Regions from separate parts of the Homo sapiens genome. Here region 1 is linked to region 2. A link is a contact called in ENCODE POLR2A ChIA-PET data. All regions are on one chromosome and are shown on one strand. The core of a region is the stretch at or near the end of the contact, and the rest is flanking DNA. Distances in the headings are between cores, read along the strand shown. Region 1 has its middle 60 kb from the start of TRPM4. Region 2 has its middle 6.5 kb from the start of NUCB1-AS1.

Evidence for each region. ChIA-PET counts read pairs that join two places held with the same protein, here RNA polymerase II (POLR2A).
Region 1: POLR2A ChIA-PET joins it to region 2 with 16 read pairs in BJ. The contact joins two enhancer-like sites. POLR2A ChIA-PET finds 5 or more read pairs at or near these places in 3 of 52 experiments (BJ, HepG2 and Panc1).

What each region holds. Positions count from the first base shown.
Region 1 is chr19:49,216,153-49,218,852 of GRCh38, reverse strand. No RefSeq gene overlaps it. Among named protein-coding and RNA genes, the nearest start is that of TRPM4, 60 kb to the right of the region's middle. Within about 2 kb of position 1,337, at least 5 of the 41 ENCODE cell types and tissues checked have a DNase peak (open chromatin) inside an H3K27ac peak, as active enhancers do.
Region 2 is chr19:48,924,009-48,926,708 of GRCh38, reverse strand. No RefSeq gene overlaps it. Among named protein-coding and RNA genes, the nearest start is that of NUCB1-AS1, 6.5 kb to the right of the region's middle. Within about 2 kb of position 1,253, at least 3 of the 41 ENCODE cell types and tissues checked have a DNase peak (open chromatin) inside an H3K27ac peak, as active enhancers do.

The DNA.
Region 1 (2,700 bases), core at 88-2,587, 290 kb before region 2:
TCTTAGGGGGCCTCACCAGGTCCCGGGTGAGGGGACACCACAGCCATCCCCACCCCGTCAGCAGCCTCTCCAGAGTACACTGCACTAGCTGACCACAGCTCTGCTGCCCACCCTGGCTTCATGGACATCCAGTTTACTCACTGGCCTTACATGTGACCTGCCACCACCATTAGGAGGGAATGTCTTCCACCTCCATAGTGGGCCAAACTCCATGTTGCTTGCAAACACAGCACCAGGCTGGGTGTGGTGGCTCACAGGCTCACATCTGTAATCCCACCACTTTCGGAGGCTGAGGCAGGCGGATCACTTGAGGCCAGGAGTTCGAGACCAGCCTGGCCAACATGGTGAAACCCTGTGTCTACTAAAAATACAAAAATTAGCCAGGCGTGATGGCAGGCGCCTGTAGTCCCAGCTACTCGGGAGACTGAGGCTGGAGAATGGCTTGAACTGGGGAGGCAGAGGTTGCAGTGAGCCAAGATTGTGCCACTGCACCCCAGCCTGGGTGATAGACCAAGACTCAGTCTCAGAAAAAAAAAATACATATATATATATATACATACATACATACATACATATGTGTGTATATACATATGTATGTATGTATATACACATATACAAATATATATGTATATACACATATATACGAATATATGTGTATATACACATATATACGAATATATGTGTATATATACATATATATATGTATATACCTATACACACACACACACACACACACACATATATATGTACAAAAATTAGCCGGGCATGGTGGCGGGCACTTGTAATCCCAGCTACTCAGGAGGCTGAGGCAGGAGAATCCCTTGAACTGGGGAGGTGGAGGTTGCAGTGAGCCAAGATCGCGCCACTGCACTCCAGCCTGGGCAACAGAACAAGACTTCGTCTAAAAACAAACAAACAAAAAGAACACGGCAGCAGGACAGATGGAGAATTTTCCTCTGTGGTCACCAACTGTCACACACACCACTAGGCCTGTGTGATAGAGACAGGAATAGATTCACTGAGGGAAGACGCACAGGTAGAGGAGGGAGCATCCCTCCAGCCCGTGACTCCGGCTAAACATGAACGGTCTGCCTGCACCGTGGCCAGCAGCATCCCAGTAAAGAAGGACTGTGTTTTTGTATTTATAGAATCGGGGAAGAGGAGAAACAGCTATGTGGCGATGACAGCTTCCTGGTCAGAAAAAATGTTCTGGCTAGAAAAGGGCAGCCTCTGGGGCTCAGCAGCTGGTATCAGCCTGTTCTTCTGTATCTGTGGCGTCAGCGCAGGCTTGCTGAGCCAATCCTGCTATGTTACCAAAGAGAGGATCAGATGAACCTCAGGGCTCTTGAGATTGGTTGCTCAGGGTTGCTGCCCAGCTCAGAAGTGGGCATTGCTGAGCTGGGGCTCAGATTTCTGGGAAGGGAGACTGCCAGGCTAGTGCTGGTTCCTCTGAGGGCTGCAATGTGGCTGACTCTGAGAATCCTAGTATATCATGCTGAGCCATCTAAAAACCAGCCCAAAGTTGTGTCCTCCCCAGTTCAATTAATCACGAGGAGCTGCCTGGTGCGGTGGCTCACACCTGTAATCCCAGCATTTTGGGAAGCCGAGGAGGACAGATCACCTGAGGTCTGGAGTTTGAGACCAGCCTGGTCAACATGGGGAAACCCCGTCTCTACTAAAAGTACAAAAATTAACTGGGCGTGATGGTGCACACCTGTAGTCCCAGCTACTCGGGAGGCTGAGGCAGGAGAATCACTTGAACCTGGGAGGCAGAGGTGGTGAGCCAGGATCGCACCACTGCACTCCAGCCTGAGCAACAGAGCAAGACTCCATCTCAAAAAAAAAGAAAGAAAGAAAAGAAAAAAAGTCATGAGGAGCTGTCCATGAAGCCATGGGTATAAATGGAGAGAAGACAAAACAGTGGGTATAGATGGCAGAACGGTCTGTGCTGTCCACTCAAGCAATTTGCTTGTGTCATTGCTTATGCCAACACCTTAGTTCTTTTTTTTTTTTTTTTTTTTTTGAGATGGAGTTTCGCTCTTGTTGCCCAGGCTGGAGTGCAATGGTGCAATCTCAGCTCACCGCAACCTCTGCCTCCCAGGTTCAAGCAATTCTCCTGCCTCAGCCTCCGGAGTAGCTGAGATTACAGGCATGCGCCACCATGCCTGTCTAATTTTGTATTTTTAGTAGACATGGGGGTTTCTCCATGTTGGCCAGGCTGGTCTCGAACTCCTGACCTCAGGTGATCCACCTGTCTCGGCCTCCCAAAGTGCTGGGATTACAGGAGTGAGCCATGGCGCCCGGCCAACACTTTATTTCTTATTTCCACCTGATGCACTGCCATTGCCTGTGCTCAATCTTCTGGATTTGTGGGTCGGATTACACCGAGTTCCTGATGGTCAGCTCAGGTTTTATCATTGCTCGGTGCTCCATGGCCAGGTATCTATCTCTAACCGAGACAAGGAATTGTTTCTTCACAGAGATGAGTTGTGTGCAGAAGATGGCATGGCTTTGTGCCAAAACCCTACGAGTTTATGCCGGAAAATGCTCCTATTGGCACTTTCTGGAGGTCATACAGCATCTCGATTTGCCACATTCTTTTCTGAGTATCATGTGAGCTGCTGAGTCACAAGACTGAGCTTAAGCTCAGCATCAGCCGGATGCAGAGCCTTCTCACGCACTTGGACGACACTCCGAGTT
Region 2 (2,700 bases), core at 4-2,503:
CGGCCTCCCAAAGTGCTGGGATTCCAGGCATAAGCCACCATGCCTGGCGAAGACCACACTCTAAGTTTCCCCCTAATAAACCACCCTGTATTGACAAACTAGATGGGTCGGCCTCATTCTTTGGTTTCTTGGCTCCTTCGGCATTTGGGGACCGCTTTGCCTATATGAACCTTTCAAAGAACACCATTTAGGCCCGTTTTCCAGATTGGGTCACTGAAGCTCAACTCCCCTCATTTTCTGAGAGAGGCAAAGAGAGGCTGCAGCTGATGTTTGCTATGCTCATTGTTCAGGTGCAGCTGGGAGGGCATGACACACATATAGCTTCCCAGGACATTCCAGGATCTGGGAATATGTATTTTTGTTTTGTTTTGTTCTGAGACAGAGTCCCGCTTGGTCACCCAGGCTGATGTGCAGCGTTGCAATCACCGCTTCCCAGGCCCAAGCGATCCTTTCACCTCAGCCTCCCAAGTAGCTGGGACTACAGGCATGTGCCACCACACCCAGCTAATTTTTTTTTTTTTCTTGAGATGGAGTCTTGCTCTGTCACCCAGGCTGGAGTACAGTAGTGTGATCTTGGCTCACTGCAACCTCTGCCTCCCAGGTTCAAGTGATTCTTGTGCCTCAGCCTCCCTGAGTAGCTGGGATTACAGGTGTACACCACCACGCCCGGCTAATTTTGGTATTTTTTTGTAGAGACGGGGTTTCACGTTGCCCAGGCTGGGCTTGAATTCCTGCCCTCAAGTGATCCGCCCACATCAGCCTCCCAAAGTGCTGGGATTATAGTTGTGAGTGACTGCGCCTGGCCCTATTTATTTATTTTTTTACATAGAGATGGGGTCTCCCTATATTGCCCAGGTTGGCCTCAAACTCCTGGGCTCAAAGGATCCTTCCTCCTTGGCCTCCTGAAGCGTTGGGATTATAGGCATCAGCCACTGTGCCCGGCCTATTTATTTTTCTCGAGAAAGGGTCTTGCCCTGTCTCCCAGGCTGGAGTGCAGTGGCGTGGTCATGGCTCACTGTAGCCTTAACCTTCTGTGGCCAAGCGATTCTTCTGTCCTTAAGCCTCCTGAGTAGCTGGGACCACAGGTGCATGCCACAACACCCGGCTAATTTTTTTTTTTTTTTTTTTTTTTTTTTTAGAGATGAGGTCTTGCTATGTTGCTCAGGCTGGTCTTGAGCTCTGAGCTTGAGTCATCCTCCTGTCATCCTCTCCTGAAACCCCCCACCCTGCCCATCCCTGGCCTCCAAAGTGCTGAGCTTATAGGCATGAACCACTGTGCCTGGCCAGAATTTCATTTAAACAAATACTCCTGGCCGGGCGTGGTGGCTCAGGCCTGTAATCCCAACACTGTGGGAGGCCGAGGCGGGGGGATCACCTGAGGTCAGGAGTTCTCAAGACCAGCCTGACCAACATGGTGAAAGCCCCATCTCTACTAAAAATACAGAAAAATTAGCCGGGTGTGTGCTGGGCACCTGTAATCCCAGCTACTCAGGAGACTGAGGCAGGAGAATCGCTTGAACCCAGGAGGCAGAGGTTGCAGTAAACCGAGATCGCGTCATCGTACTCCAGCCTGGGAGACAGAGCAAGACTCTGTCTCCAAAAACAAAACAAAACAAAAACAAATATTCCCCGCTTGCTTTTTACCAGACCCCAACTTGGTCCAAGGAAAGCATCCCCATCCCAGGTGAGGATGAAATCACCACTGGTGGATGCCAGCTTGGTGGATCTGTCTGCAGCTGTCACTGACCTGTGCCTCACAGCCAGTGGGATATAAGGGAACATGAGGAGAGGGCTGAAAGGAGAGGGAACTCTGGGGACAGATTTTCTCCCACTTAACAATGCCCAGAACAGAATGCGGCCTCTTCCTTCACTGGCTGTTGGTGACATCTGGAGCAGCTGCAGCTACCTTGGGACCATGAGGGGGGGTCCAGCCCCCAAACCTATCCTTGGCACAGCTAGGGGATGCGAGAACCTGGTTCCCTGAAGTCATCCTGCCTTGGGACATCTTGGTTTTTATCATAATTCATTTTTATTTATTCTTTTTTCTATTAGAGACAGGGCCTCATTCTGTCACCCAGCCTGGAGTGCAGTGGAGTGATAGATCATGGCTCACTGCAGCCTCAAACTCCAGGGCTCAAGGGATCCTCCCACACCAGCCTCCTAAGCAGCTGAGACTACAGGCACACACTACCATGCCCAGCTAATTTTTTTTCTTTTTCTGAGACGGGGTCTCGCTATGTTGCCCAGGCTGGTCTCAAACTCCTAAGCTCAAGTGATCCTCTTGCCTCAGCCTTCTTTTTTTCAGACAGAGTCTCGCTCTGTCACCCAGGCTGGAGTGCAGTGGCATGATCTCGGCTCACTGCAACCTCTGCCTCCTGGGTTCAAGCAATTCTCCTGCCTCAGCCTCCTGAGTAGCTGGGACTACAGGTGCCTGCCACCACGCCCAGCTAATTTTTTTAGTATTTTTAGTAGAGAAAGGGTTTCACCGTGTTAGCCGGGATGGTCTCCATCTCCTGACCTCGTGATCTATCCGCCTCTGCCTTCTAAAGTGCTGGGACTACAGGTGGAGCCACCATACCTGGTACATTCTTTTTTTTTTTTTTGAGATGGAATCTTGCTCTGGTACTCCGGTTGGAGTGCAGTGGTGCAATCTTGGCTCGCTGCAACCTCCGCCTCCCAGGATCAAGCAATTCTCTTGCC